Regions from separate parts of the Mus musculus genome. Here regions 1, 3, 4, 5, 6 and 7 are each linked to region 2. A link is a loop called in an ENCODE intact Hi-C map of the cell type or tissue named here. Cell type or tissue: heart. All regions are shown on one strand. Region 1 overlaps Fut10 (fucosyltransferase 10). Region 2 holds the start of Gm26578 (a long non-coding RNA gene). Region 3 has its middle 190 kb from the start of Gm22140. Region 4 overlaps 7420700N18Rik (RIKEN cDNA 7420700N18 gene). Region 5 has its middle 100 kb from the start of Gm22140. Region 6 has its middle 30 kb from the start of Gm22140. Region 7 has its middle 35 kb from the start of Gm33281.

Region 1 (4,000 bases), 800 kb before region 2:
CAGACACAACAAAGTCTGTCTGGTAAGATTACACTTTAACGCATTTGAAAGGTGGATGTATTCTGCTCTGCGGGTTACAGTCGTAAGTGTCGGCCATTCATCAGGCGGCTAATCTGAATTTTAACCTTAGCCTCGTGGTTTACAAATCTGTCTTTCTGATATGTACTCAGAAGACACGGAGACTCCCCCCACATTTTTTAAAGCTTCTTCTTGTGTAAGGAGAGCATGGTCTCTTTTTACTCCTGTGTTACACGAGGACTAACATTTTTATGAGGGAGGTGGAGAGTTCAGCTTGGCTCACTTGAGGGCTCTGGGTTCCACCCCCAGCACCACACACAGAAAAGCTGCGCTGGAAACGGTTACCCTAATTATGTGTGTGTTGGTTTCTGGGAAGTATTTAGGTTGATATCCACACTCTGTGTGGCTGGCCTGTAAAGGGAACTCTGTCAGGACCTTCCTCTTGATTTTATATGGAAACAAGCAAACATTTTGGGAGGGTTTCTTGGTCAGAGTGGCTCCCCGTGTAGAGAAAGGAGTTATCAGCTCACAGCTCAGGAACCAGCTTTAGAATTATTCCGAGTTTCTGTGAGGTCCTCTGGAGAGAGTCCCCTCAGGAGAGCTTGCTCTTACGCCCACCCTCCATACCCCCAGTACCTCTATTGCCTTCACTGTCTCCATGGTCTCCACTGCAGGCACTGTGCCTGCTACACCCACTGCGCACACTGCACCCACTGCTTCCTGTGTGCCCACTGCCTCCACTGCATGCACTGTGCCCACTGCTCTCACTGCATCTACTGAGCCCACTGCACCTGCTATGCCCACTGTTCCCACTGCCCCCACTGTGCCCACTGCACCCATTGCCTCTACTGCACCCACTGCCTCCGCTGCACGCACTGTGCCCACTGACCCCACTATACCCACTCTATCCCCTTGCACCCTCTGCACTCACTGCTCCCACTACTTCATCCACTGCATTAACGGTGCCCTCTGCCTCCACTGCTCCTACTGTCCCCGCTGCCCCACTGAACCCACTGCACCTACTGCACTCACTGTAGCCCTACACTCCCTGCAGCCACTGCACACACTGCCTCCATTGAGCCCACTGACCCTACTACACCCACTGTACCCCTTTGTACCCTCTGCGCTCACTGCACACTGCACCCACTGTGCCCACTGGGCCCATTGTTCTCACTGTCTGTCTCTCCTGCCCCTCAGTACCCAATGCCCTCACTGTGTCCCCTGCACTCACTGCACATATTACACTGTAGGCTTTGGCTTGCTATGCCTGAGCACCCTAGCCCAGGTCCCTGACTTCACTGTCCACAGAGCCCGTGTGGCTAGGAGGTCTGTGGCCTGGGATGGAAGAGCATCATCTCAAAAGATAGAAAGCCAGCAGAGTTGAGGGCAGTGCCCAGCACTGTCTCTGTTACCTTAGCAGCTGAGAACTGAGCACGGGCAAGTGCTTTTGGCAAGGGAGAGATATGTGACTCTATCAAGTACTAAATCATGCTGAAGAATTTCACAGACGCTAGTGGTAAATCTGTCGTTAACACCGTCTTTGTCCTTCTTTGCACTAGTGTGGCCTGTTACTATCCATTTTCACCCGCAGGAATGACTTGTCTGTGACCCCTTCCCATTATCACCTGCGGGATAGTATCTGTGTTGCCTTGTTTTTATTAGGTAGATTTGATCAAGCAGTTACTAACGGTGACAGCAAGCTGCTCTTCAGATGCCTGCAGATGTCAGTATAGCCGTGGAAGTGGCTGCTGCCACCGGCACCTTCCGTTCTCTGTGCACATGCCCTGAGTCATGTTAAGTTTCTCTCCTACTCTGCTTTTAGTTTGGAAAACACCTGTCGATTCACAAGGAGCTGAGAACGGCAAAAGGGCTCTGCTCTCCAACCGAAGGAGTATTTGCTGGGGACTTAGAACACATTTCTCTCCCAGTTAGCTAATTTTCAGGATGCTTTAGTGAAACCTTTTGGAAGAGACCACAGTGAAGATATACTGTCAAAGAAATTATTCTAGTCAAATTCTGGGACCTAGAATTAGGAAACGGAGCACATGGAGATGATGGAGGATCTGGTAAGTGAGCTTCATACACAAATTTCAGGGTGTTTTCCCAGGAGGTGACACTAGAGGGCAGTATGCACGGGTTAACGCTGGTCAGGGAGCAAGGATTTCTATTCTTCCAGTTATGTTTGAAAGTGTTCTTGCATCACTCTTTAAAGCTTCATTTTATCACACAAAGGAATAAAAAGTGTTAGTGTCTATGCTACCAGAAGTATTTTAGGATGAGAATTTTGATAATTCTATCTAGTTAATATTTAGATCTAATGTTCAAAGTCAAACTTTATCTTTTTTTAAACCTTTACATAAACAATTTATTTACTCTAAAGGGCAACACAGACAGAATGCCATATAAACACAAAGGAAGTCGTGCAGGGTGGAGATGCTGGCCAACTTTAGATCTGAGGCTCATAAGCAACAGCCCAGGTTTCTGAAAAGGGCGAGGGTAGGGAAGGAGAGGCAGTGTGGTTCTGTCACACAGCCAGATAGAAGCCAGAGCTCTGAACAGTGGGAAGCATGCCTGCGTCCCAGCACAACTGGAAGAAACTAGCTGCTAGGGGCTTACCAAGCACAAAAGTTTATCCCTTTACAGCACTTGAAATACTGACATCACTATTAAAATAAAAACAAGTTTTACTTAATAATCAAAACCACAAAAGACTGGATATGCCAATGGCGGAAATGCAAAATTGCGCCCGCTTAACCCTCCCAGATGACTAGTAACTGTACGGATGGACTTAGCTGCAAAAGGTTGTAAACCAGTTCTTGGTAAGCCAATCTCTTCCTCGTCATGGAGCCCAGGGCCCCGGCTTATGAGGGGGCAAACGTCTTTGCTTGTGCTCGGACCCTTTACTTATATTCCACCCTGCTTTGGCAGTAAATTGTGTAGGTCTCTGCTTGAGCTGGGTCTTGAATATTTGGTTCATTTAGAAGTTCTTGTATTCTTAAGATCTGTCTGATGGTGATAGCTGGCTCCCAGTCCTTGTCTTCCTCCAGGACAGACAGGCATACTGTGCCAGAAGGATGCACGTTCGGATGAAAACAGTGGTGGTTCAAATTTACATTTTTGGTGGTGAGGACGGATAGTCATCTTTGAAAAGCCTACTTAGTTTGAACAAGCCTCCTTCCCACGGAGTCCCCTTCTTTCCAGGGATAGCACACTCCCAGTTCATCAGGTTCATCGTACCATCAGAGTTCCTTGTCGAGACAGCCACAAAGCCAAAAGTGTGGAAACTCCAAGGTTTCCTTTCCTGCACAAGTCGGCTGAGGGCCATCCCGGACATATTCAAAGTACCAACAAAGGGACAGGAACTTAGAACCGTCCGCGCGCCCCCTGGTGGTCATCCTGGCGCCTGCTCCATCTTTCTTTTTTATTTTTCTCTTCTCTCTTCTCTTTTTGGAGGCACTCAGAGCTATGAGTTTCCCTCTTAGGAATGCTTTCATTGTGTCCCATAAGTTTGGGTATGTTGTGGCTTCATTTTCATTAAACTCCAAAAAGTCCTTAATTTCTTTCTTTATTCCTTCCTTGACCAAGGTATCATTGAGAAGAGTGTTGTTCAGTTTCCACGTGAATGTTGGCTTTCTATTATTTATTTTGTTATTGAAGATCAGCCTTAGTCCATGGTGATCTGATAGGATGCATGGGACAATTTCAATATTTTTGTATATGTTGAGGCTTGTTTTGTGACCAATTATGTGGTCAATTTTAGAGAAGGTACCATGAGGTGCTGAGAAGAAGGTATATCCTTTTGTTTTAGGATAAAATGTTCTGTAGATATCTGTCAGATCCATTTGTTTCATCACTTCTGTTAGTTTCACTGTGTCCCTGTTTAGTTTCTGTTTCCATGATCTGTCCATTGGTGAAAGTGGTGTGTTGAAGTCTCCCACTATTATTGTGTGAGGTGCAATGTGTGCTTTGAGCTTTACTAAAG
Region 2 (4,000 bases):
TCTGGGAAAATGGGGAAAGAAATATCATTGAGTCTGGTTTAGAGAGAGTCACAGTGGAGGGACTGACTACAAAGACTCAAGGGAGCCAAGCAAAGAAACTCTAGACTCCTCTAAGAACATTAGGTAGTCCTGAGACAGATGCCCACCTGGTGAGTCAGGACTGCAGACAGCCCTGAGACTTCTCCTAACCTCTCCCCACCTGAACCACTGCCTTCACTAAAACATCCGAGGTATGTTGTAGACTTAGCCCTTGTTGAGAGAGAAGAGTGCCATCGAAAGGGTCGCTAATCAGACCACCACCCCATCTTAACTCAGGAGAGCATCTAGGACAATTTTCAACCCTTCCTAATTCTTGAACCCTTTGATTCAGGTCCTTAAGCCATAAAGTCATATTTGTTGCTACTTAGTAACTATAATTTTGTTACTATTATGAATCTCCAGCGAAAGAGTCCTTTAGCCTGCCAAAAGGGTCGCGACCCACAGGTTGAGAACCACTGATGTAAGCAGCCCGTGCAAGCAATTGAAGTAAATAAAAGGCACAAGTGGTGACAAGGGAAACAGAAAGTTCTTTATATCTTTACAGTTCTGAGTCTCTTTAAATACTATGGTGACTCCAGATCCCCGTTTCATACTTTGTTGAGAAAAATGTTGTAGTTAATCTCCAAAATACACAGTATATATTAGGAAAACATCCCTCTACCTTCAGGAAGGCTCATGCGAGGTAATTAAGGTGAAAACTGATCAGCAGTGCCTTTTATGCAGGCACAAGAACGGGCGGCCAGTGGCTAAACAATTACTCTCTGTTCAGTTTCTGTTTTGTTCTAAACCTTGCTTAGGGTCTCTGCCAACAATCCAGGTTCTGAAACGCTGAGCGAGTCCAAGGAGCCCACTAAGAAAACGCGGTTTGTTTTCTTCCTGCGCGGAGCAGATGCTTCTGCTTATCTCCTTTAGACACAGACTGCACAAGTGTGGGTAATTTCCCTGAACTACTTCATAATATGTGTGTGGGGAATGCTCTAAAAGACACAAGGCATCCAGATCAACCGTAGGGGACTGCAGAAGGAGGGTAAAGACCCTCTCATGCACCACCCCTGAAGCATCTCTTTAGCGACTCTTTAACAAGTTTTGGTCACAGGCAACCTTTCATGCCTCCTCTGACCAAGTCAGTGAAATAGCCTTTCCTAGGGATATCTAGGGTGGCACTGTCATTTACATTGCGCTCTGATGGTGGGGGGGGAAAAACCTTAACCTCCCCCCCTTCATTCTATATATAACCCGTAAGCAATGGGGTTCAAAAATTGGGGTAAATTGTTCCTTTCTGGTGTCTCTTGGGAAACTAATCTAGTCATCTTTATCAGAGTAGTCCTGAAAGCTTGAACAGCTAAAGCCAAATTTATTCAGAGCCGACCTGAATCTTGGCACCGGGCCGGGTTCTGCGTGCTTCGCTGACCTTTAGGAATCCCTTTCAGTTGCTCTGGGTTTCCCTATCACCGCACTCAATCAGGGCGATCCTAGGCTCGCACGGCGGCTGTCCACCGTTTCCCTCCGCCCACCGCGCCGACGCCCGGGCGCCCACGCCACCCTTTCCCCGACCACCCTCTGCGCAGCCCGGGCCCAAGCGGCGGGACGCAGGCTCTCGGACCCGGAGCCGGTTCCCGCTTCTCTCGCTAGAGGGCAGACGGGGCCCGCTCAAAGCCCTCAGACCGAAGGGCACGCGCAGCCGGTAGAGATCCCGCAATCGGAGCCGCACTCCGGGGCTGGGCTCCGCGACCAACGTGGGGTCCGAGATCAGAGCCCGGGAGCGCGACGCACGGCAGACCCAGAGGACCCGGGAGGAACGGCCAGCAATCTCGGGGTGCGCACAGCGCACGGGCACCAGGTGGAGGCGGCGCCGGCACGGCAGTTCGGGGACCCGGTTGGGCGCCAAGAGAGCTGCGCGAGGACACACGGGACGCGGCTAGGTGCCCGCCTGGGAGCAGCGGAGCGGCTGGCACTCACCTGGGCTCGGGTCGCCTTCGGCGGGCGCGGGCTTCCCGCGGGATCCCCGGTCCTTCTTCTTGCCCTTCCCCTTGCCTCTGCCTTCTTTGCGCTCAGACATCTCGCTAAAGATGAGCGCTCTACGCGGACCCGGCTGGGCGACGGTGACGCGCGACAAGTTTGGTCCAAGGGCTTGCAGAAAAGTTTGTCCCGGGAGGGAAGAGCCAGTGGCCGGGCTGCGCGGGGGCGTCGCCTGTCGCCTGCAGGGAGCGGCGTGGACTCGATCACCTGGAGCGCCCGCTACGTCTGGGGGTGTCTCGGGGCTACTCTTGTGTCCCGGGTCCTGCCGCTGCCGGCTCTGGAGTGGCCTCGCTCCGGTGGCTGTCTCGCTCCCTTACAGCCCGAAGAGGGAAAGGTGCTCACAGTCCGGTCTATGCTCGCATCTCCCGGCAGCTGCCGCCGCTGCGCTGCGTTCCGCTCCTGCTGCCGGCGCGGCCCGGAGTTCCCACAAGTTTTGGGGAAGTCCTAGCCGGCTCTTTTTCAATTGCCCGCAAGTTGGACGCAGGCGCCTCCTTCGCACCCTCCCCCTCGCCTCGCCCCCTCCCTCTTTCCCCACCACACCCCCACCCCGAGGCGCAGACACGCCACCGGGAGGAGCCTGAGCTGGGCGATCACGGCTCAGCCCCTTTCTTCTGGCAGCTGGGCCAGCCTAGGGGCGGCGGAGCCCAGCGGCTGCCGGGAACTCCCGACAGGGGTCGCTGGAAGCTTCGCTGACAAAGTCGCAGCCGCCGCGGGACAGAACAGAGCAGTCTGGAGAGGCCAGGAAGGCAGGAAGGCGACCCTGGTGCTCGCAGTCCCTGGCAGGCTGCGGGGCTGATCCAAGCCTTGAAAAGGGGGGGGGGGCGGTAGGGGGGCTGCTCGCGCGCGCGCGCGCGCGCGTGTGTGTGTGTGTGTGTGTGTGTGTGTGTTGGGGCGGGGGGAGGGATGGAGAAAACTTTGCAACCGTAGCACCTGCCCCATAATGAAAGCTCTGGAGACCTGGAGCCCCGGTGAGGGGGAAGGAACAGTTGCTATTTCCCAGAAGGGTTCAGAGTTCATTTCTCTCTTGCTTTAGGGAAGTTTCCCTCTGGCACTAAGAGCGAAGGTGCAGCCTGGAGTGGAAGGGAATTTGAGGTACCCAGGAAGGGTTCTGTGAACTTCAAGCATGGACAGCTTGCACTTCGTACATCTGCCACTTGAGCATGTGTCTGCCTTCCCGTGCTAAATAGCATGACTGTTGGATTTCCCATCTCCATTAAAAAAAATACTCTAGCTTCTTCCCAAGCACACGTATCTCTTACTACAGCTTAAGTTTTAAAAGAACTGAGGAGCCATAGTTCACCATAGAGAGTAACATGTCTACGGTGTGGATGGGTACAAGTCAGATGCGCGGGGGGGGGGGGGGGTTGGGGCCGTAGAACTGTAGTGCAGACCCTTAGTTCAGTAATACCAGCCCCCTCCCACACCCATTAGACTTTCTGAGAATTGCTAGTGAATCCTAGCGTTCCTGGATCCAGGTGGAGAACTCTAAGGAATAGTCAGAGACCAGAGTGATCTGCACCAAGGAGTGATTCACAATGGTCTCCACATAGAGACAGATGCTGTCATCAACACACACACAGTTGTGGCCAACTTAGCCTGCTCTTTTACTGATGGTATAGAGTTGTGGTCGAGAAACAGCTCGCACCAACGATCAATATTCTACAGCTATCCCACTTTCAGAGTGATTTGGCTCCTTCCTTTTCGCTTCCTGGAGTTAATACTAACAGACCCGTGGCTGTCCACAGCTTTCCCTGTGTTCTCTGGCTGCCACGATTTAAACAAAGGTGAAATCCAGAGTACACCTGTCACACATGGGTGGGAAGGGAAAACGGGGCAAAGATGTTCATTTTAAATCGTCTTAAGAATCGCTTCCATCCTACTTTAATTTTCGTTGGATTAAGAATCAAACTCTGTAAGATAGGTGCAATTGTTAAGATAGCTC
Region 3 (4,000 bases), 370 kb after region 2:
GAAGATGTGGAGAATAAGCAGCCGGTGTACCTCTGTTATGGGAATTAGTACAGCCATTATGGAAAGCAATGCAAAGACCTCTCAAAAAACCCTAAAACTAAATCTACCATATGATTCAGTGATTCTGTTCTGGGAATACAGCCAAAGGAAATGAAGTCACCATATCAAAGAGACAATAGCAGGCCTATTCATTACAACCAGGATATGGAGTCAGCTTATCAACAGATACATGGACAAAGACAGTGTGGCCAGTATATACAGTGGAGTATTACCCATAAATCAAAAATGAGATTCCATCAGTTGTAGCAATATGTACAGGACTAGAAGACATTCTATTAAGTGAAATAAGCTTGTCACAAAAAAGTAGGACAAATATTGCATTTTCATTCTTATGTGTGGAAAACAAACAAAAACAAAACAGCCAAACAAGACAACAGTAATAATAATAATGATAAATAATAATAATAATAATAATAGTCATAGTAGTGGTAGTGGTAGTAGTAGTAGTAGTATAGTAGTAGTAGTAGTAGTAGTAGTAATGGTAAATCCCCAAAGCTAACTTGAAGGTAGAATAGTGGGAAAGGGTAAGGAGATGGACAGCAGGCAGGTAACCATGGGCAACAGAGACAGAGAGCAGGCAATTGACAATAGGTACCAAATACAGAAGAAAGGATTACATTGTAGTATTTGTCTACACAGTCTAGAATTCATCAAAACCTATTATGGATTTTATGAAGGACTGAGAGAAGAACCAGGAGGCTCCAAATGGAACACAGTTGTGAAGCCATCAGTTGAAGATAGTTCTGAAGACATTAGTTGTCCCAGTTCACTCAATATAAATGGTTAACATGTAAACATATACTGCACTTCATGATATAGGACACTATAGTCTATAAACCTCAACAAATTTTACATCAAACTTTATTAAATCCCCAGGGTGATCATGTTAATATATTTCTGCCAAATAGAAAAGAACCTTACACAAGTCTGTTTGAAGGCTTTCAAATTTTCCCATCAAATTTTTAATAATTATGATTAAATTGTGATAAAATACAAACAAAACTACTACTGTTTAATTAGAAAATTTCTAGCCTACTCTTGTACTGCCTTGGGGGAAAGCTCTTAATGGCTTTCTGTCTTAATTTCTTAATCAAGAAAACATACTAACATAGTAAACATCTAATTTTCAAGCCAACGGGAGACAATATAATAATGTAAAGTCCTTGATTTTTCAGAAATCTACTTTTCTATAGAACATTAGTAATGAGATACATGACAAAATAAAATGTATCTCCAGAATTCTATCATGAACATCTATTATTATCTGTTGAGGAATAAAACGCAACACTTAGGTATCCAAACTAATGTTCCTTGAGTCCCGTCTCAGCTTATATGAGTTGAGCAACAACTGTTCCTGTTATGGCCTTCTTCCTTGCAGCGTGCTATATAGCTCCAGTGACATACAACGAGAATAATGACTTTGAAATTGGCCATGGAATTATTTATACCACAGAATTTGAAAAGCAGTAGAATTCAGGGCCTTCCGCACCCCTACTCCTTCCTTATATCTACCCACCCCTTAAACAGCTGGTTATAAAAGTAACCCAACCACTGATTCCAAACCACAGATGCTCAGACCAAAAAAAGAGACCTCCTGGCGAAGAGATGCTGAAATGAAACATCAGTCAGATCTGAATTTGACAGATGTTCTGGGACGGAATCCAGTTAGTGAAACCACACACCATCAATGGAAGTCCCTAGTTCACATGGTCTTTTCATGGTTAAGGAGAGGGAGAGAGAAAGACAGAGAATGACAGAGAGGGAGGGAGGGAAGAGGGAAAGAAGAAAGAAGGGAGGAAAAAAGATCCACTTCTCTAAAATCGTCTTTCTATTCCTCATTTATATACCCTGGAGTCTGACAGCGTTACGAGCCTGTAAAACTCCTTTAGCTGTAAGATGGATGATTAACCTGCACTGCCATTAATTAAAATAAAAGATAGTTGGAAGTGAAAACAGGAAACAAATTCTCTATTTGGAAGAGCACTGGTGCATGGATTTGAATATTCCACTCCATAAAGAGAGCCTATTGTGCTAATAGCAAAACAGTTGACACTACATTATCTCTGACGTGTCTTTCCATCCATTCATCCACAAACACCATAATTTATTACAAAGAGCCTCTCACGCACACTCCTTAACCAGAGAACTGGGACAGGATTTAGTGAGTGAGAAACAAAAGGCAAATGTAAATATTTATGACTTTTTGAAAAGTACAGCATCACTCAAGTACAGAGCCAGAGTAAATCTGTCAATTCCTGTTTGGTCTGACTCTTGCCGGGGCCAGAGAATAGTCTTTTCTCTGCATTTGCTGAGATATTTTATGCAAAAGTAGGAGGTTCCTATGTCTTCTGTCCTACTGTGGTGCTATGACTATAACTCCAGAAGCAGACAAACCTTGGGCTGTGGTAAATATTATTTTACTTCTGTGCTTGGGTAATATTAGAAGGGTAGGCGCTCCATTGGAAACATTTTCTTCCCCCTCAGTTGGAATTATAAAGTGTACTGCCCAAGGTAATCACAGAAGCATCACAGGACGAAGAAGCGCACACAGTAGGCCTTTGCTGCTCTCTTTCCTTATTTCTTCTACAAAATCCCTAAAAGATTAATCCTTGACTTTGTGGGTCAAGAAAATGACTTTAAATGTTTAACAAACAAACAAACAAACAAAATAAAACAAAACAACAAAACAATCCACCCAATTAGCTCAAAGCAATTATTTAATTTTACTTATATTTATTATTAAGTAAGGCAGCTGATTATTTTAAATCCGTGCCTTGAAAAAAATCCAAACCAGGGCAAACATGATTATATGTACACATAGTCTCTCTCTCTCACACACACACACACACACACACACACACACACACACACACACACACACACACACATACACACACACAGAGAGAGAGAGAGAGAGAGAGAGAGAGAGAGAGATGGATACAGACAGACACACAACACACACTTATACACACACACAGACACACATGGATACAGACAGATGCACAAACACATATATACACTCTCACACACAAAGACACACACATATGCACACACCACCTCCAACAATAGCAAACCCTGTTAACATCCTCTGCCTTTTTCTTTGTTTGCTTCTGAGACAGAATCATGCTGTGTAGCCTTAGCTTCCCTTGATCCTCAGGTTCTCCTGCCTCAGCTTCTAGACTGCTGGATCACACATAGTGTGTCACCATGCCCAGTAACTCCTCCTTTTTATTTTCCCCTTTGGGTGCCAATTATTCATTATTTTTAGTGTGTTTGTTATTTTCTCCCTAGTATAAAACAGAGAAAATTTTTTATTACAGAAAAAAAGGGGTTCACAGCACCTGCCTGTGGTTAGTGACAGTGTCAGGAACGGCACATTAAGAGCAAGACAGTTCCAGGGTAAACTGTTTCCAAAGCTCAGCATCATTAAGTATTTTATCAACATTTATGTTTCCACCTTCCAATTCCCCAAGGAACAGGGTAACACTTCTAACACAGATAGAGACTTAGACAGGAATAGCACACAACTGGCTTTGCCTCCCACACTTTTCTTGTGTGGATTCTGAGTGTTTCATGTTCATGTACATCTTTCTCCTCGGCAGAAGGGAAACTGCTCTCAGACATATTTGCGCAGCCTCCGACTTGGAAAGAGATAGGATGAGGTATAGCTTCTGCGGACTGGTGATTCTTCGCTAACTCACCTTTCTCTTCATTCGTCCTGAGTGGCTACCGAGTGTTGGGTTTTATGGCTGCTTTACTTTAAGCTACAGCTTTCTGCCCTGTGGATTATGAAAGGTTACATAGGAGAGGAATGCTTTTCTCTAAACAGAACATGAGTAGATAAACATCAGCCTTCCATTTAGCCTCAATTTCCAGTTGTTTACTGATCCCTCTATTCAGGCTTTTGGGAGCAAGACTATAACTGGCATTTTCATAAGCA
Region 4 (4,000 bases), 640 kb before region 2:
TCAGTACATAAAGAAAATGCCTTCATGCAGAACATAGATAACAATTAAGAGACTGGGTCAGCTAGATTTAAAATGCAAATCTTCAAACTATGCCTCCTAAGTGCACTCAGTGTGGTCATTAGTTTAAGCAAACACATTAGGCATTCAGAATAGGATGCTGAGACAAATGTAATACAGGGAGAAAGACACTTCCCCTCTGCTGCACCATTTCACCCTGCCACTGTGAGCACTGTGGTTTGCTGGAATTCTCTGCAATAGCCTTTAATCCTTCAGCTAAACTGCTGTACCAGACATATTTCAAGCTAATTATCTGCCATTATAAGATTATATTCTGTTCTCTAATAGCCTTTCAGCATCCTCTTTTATTAGAGAACCAGTGATTTATGTTTTTTTTTTTATGTAAAAGATAAACAATGATCATTTGGCCGAGTTGTTTGGTCTCAGCACTGTGTGCGGCTGGGGTTGTGACTTGAGAGAGTCATATAGCCAGTCATACTGCTTAGATACTAGTTTCTACTAAGCTCTCTCCCTCCCCCTCCCTCTTCCTCTCTCCCATACCCTCCCTCTCCCCCTTTCCTCCTTCTCTCTCTCCCTCCCCTCTCTCTTCCCCTCTCTCTTTCCCTCCTGTCGCTTCCTCCCTCCCACTTCCTTTCCCCTCCCCCTTTCCTCCTTCTCTCTCTCCCTCCCCTCTCTCTTCCCCTCTCTCTTTCCCTCCTGTCGCTTCCTCCCTCCCACTTCCTTTCCCCTCCCCATTTCCTCCCTTTCTCCCCTTCCTTCCTCTCCCTCCCCTCCCTTCCTCTCTCCCTCCTCCTCTCCCCCCTCTCCAATTCTTTCTCACTCTCCCGTTTCTTCCTTCTGTAATCCTCCCTCCTATCTGTTACACACATTCTTAGACCAGAAAGCAGTCAATATAAAAGCTAACAAGTCGAGTTTTTGGCTGAACTTCAGATATGTGTGTAAAATACTCTTCGATGAGAGTGTAATTGGTTAGACAAAACCCTGATCTTCTCCCTTGAGGTCTCCCCTTTTCTGCTTTGTAGAAAGTTCCTTCCCTTCCCATCAGGACCATGGGTCCTCTGTTCCCCTCATTATGCTGGCTGGCTCAACACTCACTTTCAGGGACAGTGCTGATCAATGATCAAGGGAAGCCAAAAACGTCGCTTGGAAGTTTCGAGCAGTCTGGATTTCGTGGGTCATATTAAATCAGCTTTTGTACAGAAAGCCAGGAAAGCAGATGTTTACCTATAGTAACATCGCATGAGCTGAACAAAACAGGGGGAGATGATTGGGATTTCTGATCGTCTTCTATGCATCAAAGGAAGAAATATAATTAACACCTTACAGTTTGATAAACAGATTATTTGAAAATAATAAAAGCTCATCCTCTCCGATGGCCAGAGTTGGGGCACAGCAGTAGCTGCACTAAACCTGTTCTGAGTGGGAGGAGCCTGGGAGGCAGGTTTGATGCTCCCTGACCTTCCACAGGACAGGAAAGAGGGGAAAGCATGCTGAAGGTGAATTGCTCCTGGCCAGCCTGCCTGGCCAGTGCCTAACCAGAGAGCCTGCTCCAACTTGTTTAATGGCTGTCACCGATTCGCAGACATTTGAGCAGAACGTGCCCGTGATAGAGTCAGAGCCATTGGAAGGCTGAGCTACTTAGAGATCAAAGCAAAATGCTCCTAGGCTTCTGTGAGCTGCACCATTCATTTGCAGTCCCACTGAGTGGGACAAAAATGTCTTTTGATTGCACACTAATGTGGGATCATCAGAAAGAACACTGGTGACATTCAGACACAAAAGAAAACCAGGAGGCAGAAGGACCTCAAAGTGACCTTGGTGACAAAAAGCACGTCCGCAGAAACACACATATCTCAGGCAGTGTGGCCAACAGTGAGAAAGCTATGCCAGCTGACATTTCATTTCTGAGTAGCAGCTCCTTAAGCATTTGGAGCTGGGACGCTCATCCCACTCTCATGGAAACCCCCAAGAACTCTCACAAATGCCTGCTTTTACTTTGCTTCCCTTAAAACAACCAAAATTCCCTCCTCACAATTGTTGGGACATCCCAACAGCACAGTCCTTTCTTTCCCAGCTTGCAATGCAAACAAATATTGTTTTGTCCATTTCTTGTGGGTACTCACTCCAGCCTCATACCAATGTTAACATTTTTTCCCCCTTATCAAATGGTATTTCCTAGAACTACCTGAAGGTGGCAGTATTGTGCATCAGCCAGTGATTAGTAAGGAGATCAGGAACCAATTAAGGAAATGATTTAAGGAGTAGGCTGTAACTGACTCAAAATGAACAGATTATATACTGTGGAGACTTTTTTGAGCCTGAATACAACCACCCTACCCCCCACCCGCAGACATACACTCCAATGTGCATATATAGTGCAAAAGGTAAGAGGAAACCGAAATGACATGTCAACAGAGGGTAATGCTATTATTATCATCTCAAATATGCTCAGTCTATATAATTAACACAGTGATATCTTGGGGGGGGGGTGTATGGGTCATTAAGACAGCTGGCTGAAGAAATTCCAATGATGCCAATTCACCAGGAATTTCCCAGGAGGAAGGCCATTATTCTTTCTCCAACTAAAGCCTCCAAGATGCTGCAGTCCATGTATTTTGGAAGCAGACCCCTATTTCCCTTGGAGGGACATGAAGCAAGACTGTGTAGATATTTTACATTTGTCCATTCTACAAAAGTCTCCAGCTCTCTGAGGTGGAACAGAGCAACAGCATTCCAGTAAAACTAACTGACCATTGAAGTGGTGGTGATGGTGGGGGTGAGGGGATCATTGCCCATAATAGTGCCTGGAAAGGATATATGCAACTCTAGCATTGTCAGACCGAACCCATTCCTGTAACCAAGATGTTTATTAGGGCATACTTGGCAACTGCATCACAGCACCACCTAGGAAGCTGATGAATAATTGATTCAGACTGAGTGGACATTTCAAGGGACATTGACCACATAGCTGTGAAGTTGAAGCTGAAGGTCAGTTACAAGACACAGGTCAGAGGCAGGAGGAAAGTCCCTGTGTGTCAGAGGCAGGGCATAAGCTAGGTCTTCTCAGATCTTAGATTGGAGCAGATCCAGGCTTTCAGCTGAGTCATTCTCTTAGGGTGTTTGATTACTGGGGCTTTCCACATTTTTAGAATTCCGAAGGAGAAGTGGCACAGATACTGTTTGGATCTGCCATTGAAATGAGACAGCACAAACGGTCACTTTGTTTTGTTTTGTTGCAACAGTGAGTTGCCTGGTACTGTTTCACATCCGTATAGGACGTTGTTAGGCTCACTCAGAGATTCTTCCCAGAGACCAGTGGGTTATGGTGTGGGAAAAGACTCCTGGAGAGAAATGACATTTTAGAAAACTCCACGTCAAGAAATTGTGTGTTTCTGACTGAGTAGTTTCTAGAATGTAGACATAGTTACAACTACTTTGGATATTTTATGCCATTTAATCTTCATAACACCATATGAGGTAGAAATAAATTTATCTATCTATCTATCTATCTATCTATCTATCTATCTATCTATCTATCTATCTATCTATCTATCTCAATTGTATAGAAGTTGACCTTTCCCAAAGCTATAACTGCCAAGCAACAGGGCTGGTATCCAAACTCTGAGTTTCCTTAGGAGAAGGAGGGTTAAATATATTTATGAAACCATTGAACTTGAACCATTTTGTTGAATTTAGAAAGTAATGGGCCATCGTGAATTTCTTTCTTTTTTTTTTTTTTTTAAAGATTTATTTTATGTGTGTCTATTTGCCTGCATGTCTGTGCACTGTGTGCTCACAGAGGCCAGGAAAAGGCATTGGATCCATTTCCTGAGACTGAGTTACAGATGGTCATGAGCTGCCCTGTTGGTGCTGGGAACTGAACCCAAGTCCTGTGCAAGAGCAGCCAGTGGAGTGAGCCATCCCTTCTGTCTCTCTCTCTCTCTTTTTTTTTCTTTTGCAACCAGTGTATATTAGTACAAAA
Region 5 (4,000 bases), 280 kb after region 2:
AGTTGAATATAAAATCAATAACTTCTAATTTTATCCATTAGCTAAGTTCAAGTGCAAAAAAAATTTTTTTCTAGCATTTATGTTTCTAACATTCATTCTGAAATACAGATGGGAATAAAGGACAAACTGAGAAGAGTAGTTGCCCAATCACTGTTAATCCTAACATTCAGGAGGTTAAGGTATAGTAATATATTTTCTGATTCAAAAGGAAACATGGTTTATCTGGTTTCAGAAGTGTTGTTGACGAGGCTGCCCAGACCCTAAACTGCTAGTTAGTGAAATCCCCCTGCCTCACTCACTTCATGGCATGTTCCAGAGTTTCCACACGGGGGAACATCCTTTATTGCCTGTGTTTGTCTGTCTTCATCTGTCTAAAGAATATGTTTACCAGATGTTGCCATAAGGAACGTGTGAAGTATGGTCTCTGCAAAATACAAAGTGCAGGGCTCACAGTCCCAGCTCTCTACTAAGTTTTCATTTCCAAGTTCTGCTTCCTCACCAGTAAACCTCAGGATTCCCTGGTTGGGGGAAAAAATAAAAACAAAGGCTGAAACCATTTGCCCTAACTGCCACCTGGTGGCCCCTATGAGACAGTTTTGGAACTCCTGGGAAGGGTTGGGCTAAAGCAACAAGATGCTCCCTACATTGTAAACACAGGGTTCATGTCTCTCCCCCACTTCTGGGTAAAAGGGGGCTTGAGCACCAGGAGGTGAGGAACATATTTAAGATGCAGGTTGCTCCTGGCTGTAATGCTGGGCTGGCCACGTGCTAATGGACAGCTCTTTAAGCTTATGGTACTTGGGTGATTTTGCACTTCCCAGGATGAGAATGCTTGGTGACCAATGGCTCTCAATTCCAAGGCCTCCATGGGTCACTGGCTCCTAAGCTAAACCTCAATTTTATATGCTGCTTTTAATTGGCTGGAAAAAAACCCCTCATTGTTTTATAGTGCTTTAGGGACCTAAGGTAATTTGCATTGTGACCTCAGTATAGTTTAGAAGACATGCTAGCACTTTGCAAATATTTGATTGATATAAATAAGTATCTTCTTTTTTGTTTTACTTATGAGGCTCTGATAAGGGTAGAATATTACAGGTTACTTGTAAACGGCAACTGTCTATATGGAAATGAAAGTCCACACCTTCTGACCCTGATATTCCTTAGGTAGTGCTATATCACTGAGATGTTTGCTTCAAGTTCTCATCCACGAGACATCCTTTTATCTAGAGCAGTGGTTCTCAACCTTCCTAATGCTTTGACCATTTAACACAGTTCTTCATGCGGTAGTGACCCCCAACCATAAAATTATTTTATTGTTTCATAACTGTATGTTGCTACCCTTATAATTTGTAATATAAATATCTGATATGCAGGATAGCTGATATGTGACTCTTGTGAAAGGGTCTTTTGACAACACCCCCCACACACACACACAAGGGATTAATACCCACAGGCTGAGAACCACAAGTCTATCGAGCCCAATGAGGGTCTCTAACTATTTACATTGTTTTGTGAACTCTGACTACCTTTTGATTTAACATCTAGTTGGTTTAGGGAAACTAGATTATATATATAATCCATACAGGGTTGTGACGGCTCTAAATGGGGAGCAGATTTAAAGACTCCTCCTCACCCCCAGAAAGATCATTTGCGTCTTGGGTAGTTCTAAGAGAACTTACTTCCATTAGACAAGTAGACTGTGCTGTCCAAGAGAAAGCAATTTGAGGCTGAGCCTTTGGGAAGGATGCCAACACACTGTACAATTTATGCTCTGCCTCCTGCAGTCCAGCAGGAAGGCCAGCCTCCACATTGTCTCCTCCACGGAGTCACACTGATGCTGCGAGCCCGAGATACTGAGGCCCTTTCAGGTTCATTACAAACACGGAGCATCCTTTAGGCAGATCATTCACCGAGTCTCCTTCACGTTTCGTTCCAGTTATTGTTTATTTTATTTTTCTTTTCCTCATCTTATGATGACCCAGAGAATCCTGAACTTGGAAGGGACTTTGGCGACCCTGGATTTTCATTATGTCATTTCGCTCACAGCTTTTTACAGGAGTGGGGATTTAGGACCGCTGGACAGAATGCAAAGCAGTTCAGACTCAGACTGGTCCCTTACAGCTATGTCTCGGCTGTATCCTTTCCACTGCTCCTACTCCATGCATCGTGTCCCTCAATCATGGTAAACTGTTGCTATTCTGTCCTGCTGTTCTGATGCCTGTGAGTGCATACATTTCTGCTAATACTTTCCCTAGTCTCCTCAGACTCCACGAATTCCTTTTCTCAAGACTTCAGTGGGACCCACGGTCTCTATGGTGTGTAGTCACTAGAGGGCAACCTGACCACACACAGCTGAGGAGGATGAGGCCCGCTGAGTTGGATCACAGCTAAGAAGATGCAAAACTCCATGCAGGAGATCGGGTGTGTGTCACTGGTTACACAAGCATGTTTATTTATACAGGCCCTTTTAAACTTATCAATATCTGGAGAGATAACTCAATTATTATCATTATCTTTTCAATCAAATAACAAACAAACAAACAAACAAACCAAAAACTGCCCCCCCCAAACCAGGAATCCTAGGTTCAGAGAGATGAAGAGACTTACACAAGGTCACAGACATCTCACCTGATATTCTTTCACTGAACACTATGCAGCAAAAAGATGTAGGTTTCTAGGTTTTAAGATCCAAATCTAACCACAGCAAAGTATTATTTCTTTGCAAAACAGTCGAGAGAAGTCCAGGTTTGCTTTATGCCATTAAGAAATAACACACTAGCCATTTTTTAGTTAGACTAAGTTGTCTATCATCTTAGGGGAAATTATTTATTTAAACCCTTAAAAAATATCTGTCCAAGTAATCAGAAATTGTAGTACTCTTTCTGCAAGCCCCAGGTATTACTTAGTTATTCTCGAGTTACTTTAATATGATTTCTTTTGCAAAACGAATACAGTATCTGACCCTGTTTCTCTTATCTATATGATATTTGAAGTAAAGAAGGACAAATAGCAAGACGGCTTTCTATTTCCAAAACATGGCGTCTGTGAGAGAAGGCCATTGCTTTTCTCTGTGACTGAATGCCTCACAGACAGGCTGTTCTCTGGTCAGCAACACTGCTTATTTGCCGAGCCTGTCACCAGCAAATGGAAATAGAATCTATAATGAGCCAGACTCAGGGATCAGTCTCTGAAACCTTTTTTTCTTTTCTTTTCTTTTCTTTTCTTTTCTTTTCTTTTCTTTTCTTTTCTTTTCTTTTCTTTTCTTTTCTTTTCTTTTCTTCCTTTTCTTTTTCTTTTTTTTTCTTTTTTTTTTCTTTTGTCTATCTCCTCTTTGTTTGACCAGGTGGGTTCCTTAAAATACCATTATTTAATCGTGGCAAGTGAAAATCTGTTTTCAGGGGACCTGAAAATATCTAAGCCAAGTGTGATGGCTGAGAAGGAGGGAGAGAAGAGAAGAGAACTTCCCTATCATATGGTACAGTGAAAGGCTTGAAAAGACAGAGGTTGGGCTCACAGCTCTGGAAAAGTGGACTGGCCCTGGGTATGGTGGGGGACAGGGCACAGAGAGAATTTAGAGTGGGTCAGGTTTTCTCTATCTCTCCAAGAGTTAGCTATTTCATTTATACATTAAGCCAAGAACATAAAGGAAAATTAACCAGTTATGTAGACTGTTATAAACCCTGATTCCTGGCAAAACTCTTATCCTAGAGGTAGAAGAGAAATGAAGTAACTCAGGAGACAGAGTTAAAGACTCCAGGACACACTGCTTTTGTATCCATTAGCTTATGTTTTTTAAATCTGATTTTTTTTAAAACATAGTTTTAAGTGAGCATATTGGAGTCAGGTAAAGAATTGATGAAAAATTCCAGCAAATCTTCTGTGAAAACTCATGCATATTGATTACAGAAAAGATATACATTCATATGCACATTTTCTTCCTTGTGGCCTGGGAGATAGGGGTGTGTGTGTGTGTGTTCCAAGGTACACTGCTTAATTGTGA
Region 6 (4,000 bases), 210 kb after region 2:
GTCGCTGTTCCCTGCTGGAGCACTCCCCGATTATGATACTTCGTACACACGGAAAGAAGACACTCTTTCCTGCCTGTTCATGAAGTTTATTGAGTCTCCTCTGCTTCTCACAGAGGTGGTTGGATTTAAGACTCCATATACTTTGTGCAGTCCAGGAATAATTCCCAAGTGCATCCCCACAGACACACTACAAACTTTTGCACGGCTTTCATCTTCTGAGATTGGCAGGCGAGGAGTTCACTCTTATGAGATGACCAGGGTGTGACTGGTCCTGTCTCCGCCATGTCTCTGGAAGCACCTGCCCTCCCACCCCCGTTTCTTCTGCTTTGTCACATCAGGGAAGGCATACCAAGAGAACACCTTATGGTTCTCCTGCCAGCATCATCTCTGCTCACTCTCAGAGAATCAAAGTAGCTTTTCGGCGGGTATCAGCCTAGGGGTTTTCTGGGACCTTGAACTTTTCACCTCTGTGTGCAGCATCAGTGATGGCAGGCAGCCTCGGCTCTTCACTCTTGCCCTGTCTCAAGTGAGGAAGGTGTTACACAACCCTGGCCACCTGGCCCACTTCCCTTACTCTGAGTCAGATGAACTTTACTCTACTGTTGACACGAAATAGTGAAATCAGTCACGAAGCCGGGGGTTTAGAGTCAGGAAAAGGCAGCTGAACAGAAGGTGGCTGACTTGACATTGGTGTGAATGGGTACAAAGCTGTATACGGAACTGTGGAGTGATGTTTAGCTTCCTTCTCAGCCCATCATAGAACGGGGCAAGACTTCTTCGAGTAAATCAGTGAATACTACATTCTCAAAGGACAGAATGCAGTAAGAATACCATATGAAATGCTAAGATTTAGGGCAGGGAGAGCTTTGAACCAGGAACAAGGATACTGGGATCTCCTACTTGCCGTGAACCAACTGGCTGACTTGGATGGGTTCCTTAACCTCCAAGAGTCAATGTCTCCTTCTGCTAAAGAATTCATAGGAGTCTTAGTGGCAGAGGGCTGGCCGGCTCTGAAATAGATGCCTCTAAAAGGAACTCAGGATAATTTTGTCAGAATGTATTTCAGATCCATCTTGGTAAGATTTTGGATTGTCATCAAATGTATAAAATATAAAAAACTTGAAGAGCAAGAGAGGGAGAGAGAACAAAAAAAAAAAACCACTAATGAAATTATAGGAATTACTTCATCGCTCGTCAAAAAGTCTCCTGTAATTGCAAGCATTACTGCACTCCAAATTTTTACATCTTGCTTTCAGACAGATTAAAGTCTCAGTCTTAAGCTCCAGAGAAATTCTCAAACTTATCATTTCTTAAAGCTGCCCACACCCTTAGCTCTTCCCAAGTACTTAGAAATGCCAAACCTCACCAGAATTGCAAAAGGGTTTATTTCTGTGCTCTCTAAGGAGTGAATAATCCAGCTGTGTCCTTCAGTATAACCTTGGGACTCGTTTCTTCTTCTCCTCTTCTCAGTTCTTTTTGTGAAGAGCAGATGCCTCAGAGAGAGAGAGAGAGAGAGAGAGAGAGAGAGAGAGAGAGAGAGAGGTGCCTAAGTCCCTGACAAGAAATGCAGCATCTCCTCACTTACGTCCGCATAGCACCCTCTACTGCTTCAGGGAAAGCAGGCTTCACAACTGCTAACAGTTACCCAGCTAAGCTGTAGCAGGCAACAATCTCCACAGCACCTCTTCCTGAAGGAGATAATTAAGGTTGGGAGAGGCCTTATCTATTCTCATTCCTGCCTTTTGTTGTGCTCTGCAGTTTTAAGCTGGCTGTCCTCATGATTTCTAACTCTTGTATCAAAACAACTGCAGGGAAAAAATTTAAAAATGATAGGTTATTAAATCAGAGCATTTGAGGTCTCTGCTTTAATTTTTAATCAAGGAGAGGAGGCTGTATCTTTCTCAACGATGAGCATCTGGTATCTTTAATAGAAAACTTGTGCAGAACATAAGAAAGTCGTCTTCCTTGCCTTTCCTTAAATGATGCCTATGTTCTGATTATGATCCCCAAAGAACACGCTTAAAATGCACATCTCTGCCTGTTCATACATACTTACTCTGGGGCATCTTGATTCCCAGAGCCAATAACATATTAAAACTCAAATCTGAATGCTGGGGAAAAAAATCATTTCTTACGGTGAAGCTTCAAATGCCAGTCCCTTCTTCCATTCCAGATAGCTCTGTTTTTCCCACTGAGGAAATATGTTTACAGACTTCTACAGAGAAAGAGAACGCATCATTCCCACTAATTCAGCTGACTAGCGGAGGGAAATATTTGTTTAGAATTAAAAAAAAATAGGCTAGTACTTTTATTGCAAACAGAATTTACCACTTTGTACAAATAGGGCACGATTCGCCTGACTCACACCAGGGGTTACCCTATTTGTGACTTTCTACTTCCATTCATTCAGGGGACCCAATACTCTGTTTGGGAATATTATTCTAGAAGTTTCTCTTTTAGAATATCTTTTGCCCTTGCAAGCCTGAACAGTCTGTTTCAGATACAACTGTCTCAGAAAGATTCCACTAAATCATTTAAGATTCCTAATGTGTTTGAAAGAGGAGCGCTGGCAATCCCAGTAAGCCTGTGATGAGTGGAGTTTCAAGCCTCAGATCAAAGTGAGGTAAAGAGAGGGTGATGTTGGGTGCCACACTTTTGGCTAGGGACCTTGCATAACATTGCTCTGAAAAGCCAATGCCCTACCTGGAAAGAAAGGAGAAAGGAATTGCTTGTCTTTTCCAAGTCAGAAAAAAAGAGGTAAAATTTGCCTCCCTGCTACCAGGTCTCTCAAGGAATCTGCATTTGCCAAAGCCCAGGCCAGGCTTTTCTTAGGGCTCTCTAACCCCAAGATGGAGCGTCCTTCACAGAAGTTCCAGGATGAAAATGGACGGATGCCCCAGTGCCTCCACAACCTTCATTGTCAAGATTGCTGTGTATTTCTGCTCTGACTCTTCTATGTCGGCTTACAGTCTTCTTTCAGATTTGTCCACAGTGGCTTTCTATATTCTGCACCCTCCAGGGAAACACAGACCACATAAAGGATGTCAGTAAAGCTGGAATTGAAATGGCACATTTAACCCCTTGGCTCAATGGCAAATGCAGTCTTGATTCACTTGTACATGGTTTCTTTGGTTTGATGAGTGTATCAAGTCCATGCATTTCCCAGATACTGTTATCTATGTCAGGACTGACTCTTTCATAGAGATCAACAAACAGATATATACAGCATTGCAGTGTAAGAATGGGTACTGTCAGGTGTGGGTCACCAACACATGAGGTGGCAGGGATTTAACAGTAAGCAAAATTCCTGGGCCTTTACAAAGCATTTATATCATAGGATGGAAAGTTGATTAGGAAACAGGCATTTTCCTAGTCTATGACTCAAGGTTTATGGCAGTGGTTCTCAACTTTTCAAATGCTGTGACCCCTGAATACAGTTCTTCAACACATGCTTCATCTAGCCACTGGCTTCTTATACAAGGCCCTGTGTCTTGGCTTCTGTTTTCATGTGCATTACCACGGGAGTCTCTAGGTAAGCCTCCAGGAACTGAATAGGACACAGTTTTCTCTTGGTAGAAAGTCACAGCATGAGTACAAACCTCCTTTGCTACTTTCATCATGCCCTAGAATAGCGATTCTCAACCTGGACTCTCTAGCTCCAAAAATACTTACATTACAATTTATAACAGTAGCAAAACTACAGTTATAAAGTAGCAGTGAAAGTAATTTCATGGTTAGAAGTCACCACAACATGAGGAACTGTGTTAAAGGGTCACAACATTGGGAAGGTTGAGAACCACTGCCCAAGAAAGTTCAACTGAGACCTTAGGAGCAGCAATCTACCTATTACCATTGTCCCTTCACGGTCTTACAGAAGGATAAATGCTTAATACATTTTGGGATGTCCAACTCAGTAGTAGAAAAACCAAGCAAACTTGAAATTCCATTTTGGCTGCTGGGCACAGACTCAGTAATCGAAAGCAAAAGGGAAAACTGCACA
Region 7 (4,000 bases), 1.2 Mb after region 2:
AGACACATAAGCCAGGAGGGAAATTGAGAGAGACCTTAGGATGCTTTAGTAAACCATAAAACAAATAGAGTGAAAAATTTAGCCATAAATATTTAAGTAGTTACAACAAACTTTCCCTGGTTAAATATTCCAAATAAGAGATAAGAATTGAAACACTTGGAAAATAAACACAAATAAAACTTAACTCTTTTTTTCCTTATAAATACCATAAATTAAATATAAAGACATAGGTAGTCTCACTAGTGTGGTGATTGTCAACTTGGCTGGGTCACAGAGCCCAGATATTTGGTCAAATATTATTCTGGCTGGTTGTGTGAGTATTTTTAGATATGATTACTATTTAAGTCCATAGAAGAGAATACCTACAGCACACTAAAGGGCGCTGTGCAATTGGTGGCCTTCGTGTTTGAACATGGCATGTTACTTCCGGTTCCTGTTACTGCAATAGAATGTCATCATGCCCGGATGGCAGCGATGTGGAGGAGTTCATTGCACACAGTTGCAAGGTGCAGTCCATTGTGAGAATGGGGAACCATGACGACAGGAGTGGGAGGCAGCTACTCGCTTTATGTAGCAGCCACAGTCGGGAAACAAAGAGCGATGAATTCTACTGCTCCATGGCTTTCAGTATTTTATTCAGTCTAGGATCCCAGTCCCTGGAATGCTGTCACCCACAATTAAAGTGAGTCTTCCCACCTCCATTAACTTAATCTAGATAATCCCTTGCAGGTGCACCAGGCTGGCCTTGAACTCACGGGGATCTGCCTGCCTTTGCCTCCCAACTGCTGGGATTGAAGGCGTGCCCTACACAGCCTGGCCTTAAATAGATATTTCTAATTCCCATATAAACACGGGGATTTTTTTTTTTTTGGTTGGTTGGTTGGTTGTTGGTTTGGGGCTTTTTTGTGTTTGTTTTGGTTTTTTGTTGGTTGGTTGCTTGCTTGCTTGCTTGCTTTTAAGGCAACTAGAAGTAATAAAGAAAATTTTTTTTCTTTCTCCAGGCTTCTTCAACTCCCTAGAACTTTGCACTGAAGTAACACTGAAATGTGAGCCACACAGAGTTGTTCAGCCCCTACACACAGCACCACACCTTGTCACGCCTGATCTCTGAACGGCTTATTCCCAACATTTCTTATTTAAGAAAAAAAAATGCTTCTGAGACTCTACACATTCCCAGTGACAACCTAAAACATGAGCCTTTGTCAACGGCAGCCTTTCTGGCACCCTTCAAAATTGCCATCACCTTCATTTTCACGTGTGCCTACTAAAAACCAGGGCACTGGACACATGTATCCTTTGATTAGCACTAGAGCTATAAGTACAAATTAATGATGTCACTTTCCTCATGATGAAGAACCCCAAATGTAGATGGGGGAGCAGTGCCCAGGAACACACTAGTTCTGGTCTAATGTTGACAGCAATCTGAGCCCTGAGTCCAGAGCCTGCCCTTCAACTTCTTCCCTCTCTCCAAAACTACGACCCTCAAAAGAATATGGGCCCTCAAAAGGAAAAATAATTTATCTTGCTGAAGTATAGCATTGGACCTCTCCCGTTATTTTAGCACTTGTCTAAGTTAATCGTCTAAATTAATCATTATAGATTACTGTCATTTTGTTTGTTTTGTTTTGTTTTGTTTTTTTCAAGACAGGGTTTCTCTGTGTAGTCCTGGAACTCACTTTGTAGACCAGGCTGGCCTCGAACTCAGAAATCTGCCTGTCTCTTCCTCCGGAGTGCTGGGATTAAAGACGTGCGCCACCACACCCGGCTTCCTGTCTCAACGCACGGATATTAAAGAAATGAGGGCTAAAAAGACAGTGCGCTCATGATATACGGTATATATCAAAATTTTTATACCCAAATTAATTGTTTAGTAAAAAGGTAACTCCTTAAAGTTTCTTTTCTCTCACTTCTGGGCAGAATCTTTGGCATCTATAACAATCCCCCCAATCCCCTAGAAAAAAGAAAAGAAAAATAAAGTTCTGTGGCTTAGTTTGTGTACTTCTGTGAACGGGGCCTGCCATCTAGTGGCTAACATAGGAACTTCAGCGACAGAACAGTACGCAGTTGTTAATTGAACTTTTTCTTCCAGGCCAAGAAATTATTTCCAGAAAACTTTATCCTACAACATGCTTCCCTTCAGCTTTCTCGGTTGAGGAGAATGGAGAAGGCAGATGAATGGTGGGACGGTAGGTAGAACTGTAGGAAAAGGCTGGACGGGCCACGTTAGCTTCCTTTTCTGCCTGGTGCCAGGCACTCAAAACTACCCACCCACCACCTTCCTCCACCTTCTCAGCTCTAAGGGACCTGCTGAGAGTCTTCCTGTCAGTCAGCCCGTTCCTGGTCATTAAAAGCACACAGGGCACATAAACTCCCACATTCTTCTTCCCCAAACTTTCCTTCTCTGGTTCGTGTACCCCCAGCAATGTGTCCCATCTTCTGGTCAGACACGTGATCCAGACATGGGAGCCCACGGTACACATATCCAACAATCTTAAGTCCATCCCACATCACCCCTTGAAGGTGACTCCTGGATTTCTGTTTCTCACTGTGACCCTGTCACTACAGCCCTAATTTATTTTTCTGTCCCCCTCTTTTTCCATCTGCATTCCTCCACACTATTCCGTGTTTTCTTGCATATATTTTTATTAGATATTTTCTTCATTTACATTTCAAATGCTATCCTTCATCCGCCCTGCTCCCCAACCCACCCAATCCCGCTTCCTGGCCCTGGCATTTCCCTGTACTGGGGCATATGTTCCTCGCAAGACCAAGGGCCCCTCCTCCCATTGATGGCCGATTAGGCCATCTTCTGCTTGCATATATATTCTTGCATATATTTTTTAAATGTATTCTCTCTGTCTCTCTTAGTCTCTCAGTCATCTGCTCTGTGTGTGTGTGTGTCTGTCTTTCCGTCTCTGTATATATCTCCACCCTCTCCCTCTTCCTCCCCCTTCCCCCCCCCCCTCCCCTTCTCCCTTCTCCCCCCCCCCCTCCTTCTCTCTCTTTCTCTGTGTTATGTATCCCCAGCACGGGTCAGAGGATGCTGGAGTCAGTCAGTCACCTCCTTCCACATGTATGTGGTTACAGGAGACGGAACACCGTTCACCAGGCTTGTGGCAGGTGACTTTTCCATATGAGCCATGTTGCCTACTCTCTTTCAGTAATTTAGCATGGTTAGTAAGCTACGTTAGACAATGGCACTTGGCATAATTTGAAGTAGAAAATAAAATATTCCTTACCACAAACGCAAGTTGGACCAAAGATCAGAATGAAACCATAGATGTGAATATTCATAAGGCAAACCTGTGTCGGGCAATGTGTGTAAACACAGAAACACTTGCAGATACGTGAGGAAGGGGCACTCTCGAGCAGTATAAATACTGAAGCTACAATGTGGATATGATTTGACCAGAGAACACATTTTCAAATCTAATAAGTAATGTAATAAAGGTATTTGAGTAATTTCTTGGTCAAAATCCAGGGGTTTGGCATATTTTTGCCCTCTGGTTTTGGCATGTTTTTAATAAATGCAAATATATGACCATGAGAAAAGTCAGAACTCTAAGATGTCAGTGAAACTCTACCACCCAAACGGCTGATGGCTTCTCAAGTTGTCATTAAGCAATAATTGGGTTGCATAAGAACTGCTGCTTCAGGGCTGGAGAGATGGCTCAGCGGTTAAGAGCACTGACTGCTCTTCCAGAGCTCCTGAGCTCAATTCCCAGCAACCACATGGTGGCTCACAACCATCTGTAGTGAGACCTGACGCCCTCTTCTGGTGTGTCTGAGGACAGCTATGAGTGTACTCATATAAAATAAACTTTAAAAAAAAAAAAAAAAGAGCTGCTTTTTCAGACCTCCTCCCATTAGGGCCCTGTATTTTCATTGAGATGTATGAATGGGAGAAACATCTTTCTACCAATTTTGAACAGGGCCAACAGAGTAGTTTGTCTGCCACTGAAGTACCAAGAACAAGAACTGGTCCCTATCCAATAGGAAT

The links. Hi-C counts contacts between places; a loop is a spot of excess contacts. Peaks named below come from ENCODE experiments on the same cell type or tissue, not always from the same donor. Only the 100,000 strongest peaks of a DNase experiment are listed, where the experiment ranks them.
Region 1: it touches region 2 in a loop (4-fold over the local background); 9 of 42 quality-filtered maps call a loop at or near these places.
Region 3: a loop joins it to region 2, with 4 times the contacts of the local background. A loop is called at or near these places in 8 of 42 quality-filtered maps.
Region 4: it touches region 2 in a loop (4-fold over the local background); 6 of 42 quality-filtered maps call a loop at or near these places.
Region 5: a loop joins it to region 2, with 5 times the contacts of the local background. A loop is called at or near these places in 12 of 42 quality-filtered maps.
Region 6: it touches region 2 in a loop (19-fold over the local background); 20 of 42 quality-filtered maps call a loop at or near these places.
Region 7: it touches region 2 in a loop (8-fold over the local background); 13 of 42 quality-filtered maps call a loop at or near these places.

What each region holds. Positions count from the first base shown.
Region 1 is chr8:31,212,001-31,216,000 of GRCm38, forward strand. The region is part of intron 3 of Fut10 (fucosyltransferase 10); the gene reads left to right. It also overlaps the pseudogene Gm8051. Among named protein-coding and RNA genes, the nearest start is that of Fut10, 27 kb to the left of the region's middle. In heart, CTCF peaks have their summits at 2,131 (motif pointing right) and 3,404 (motif pointing left); no DNase peak of the experiment used is centred here; H3K27me3 peaks cover 656 bases.
Region 2 is chr8:32,007,012-32,011,011 of GRCm38, forward strand. Gm26578 (a long non-coding RNA gene) reads left to right here and starts at 2,930. Exons shown (of 3, transcript XR_870305.3): 1 at 2,930-4,000. It also overlaps a transcript of Nrg1 not described here. In heart, CTCF peaks have their summits at 1,660 and 2,709; a DNase peak (open chromatin) is centred at 2,660; H3K4me3 peaks cover 3,455 bases; H3K27ac peaks cover 2,391 bases.
Region 3 is chr8:32,375,506-32,379,505 of GRCm38, forward strand. It overlaps a transcript of Nrg1 not described here. Among named protein-coding and RNA genes, the nearest start is that of Gm22140, 190 kb to the left of the region's middle. In heart, no CTCF peak of the experiment used is centred here; no DNase peak of the experiment used is centred here.
Region 4 is chr8:31,370,336-31,374,335 of GRCm38, forward strand. All of the region lies in intron 1 of 7420700N18Rik (RIKEN cDNA 7420700N18 gene), which reads left to right. Among named protein-coding and RNA genes, the nearest start is that of 7420700N18Rik, 4.6 kb to the left of the region's middle. In heart, a CTCF peak has its summit at 2,216 (motif pointing right); no DNase peak of the experiment used is centred here.
Region 5 is chr8:32,288,001-32,292,000 of GRCm38, forward strand. It overlaps a transcript of Nrg1 not described here. Among named protein-coding and RNA genes, the nearest start is that of Gm22140, 100 kb to the left of the region's middle. In heart, a CTCF peak has its summit at 2,329 (motif pointing right); no DNase peak of the experiment used is centred here.
Region 6 is chr8:32,213,706-32,217,705 of GRCm38, forward strand. It overlaps a transcript of Nrg1 not described here. Among named protein-coding and RNA genes, the nearest start is that of Gm22140, 30 kb to the left of the region's middle. In heart, a CTCF peak has its summit at 1,621 (motif pointing left); no DNase peak of the experiment used is centred here.
Region 7 is chr8:33,182,743-33,186,742 of GRCm38, forward strand. No RefSeq gene overlaps it. Among named protein-coding and RNA genes, the nearest start is that of Gm33281, 35 kb to the left of the region's middle. In heart, a CTCF peak has its summit at 2,031 (motif pointing left); no DNase peak of the experiment used is centred here.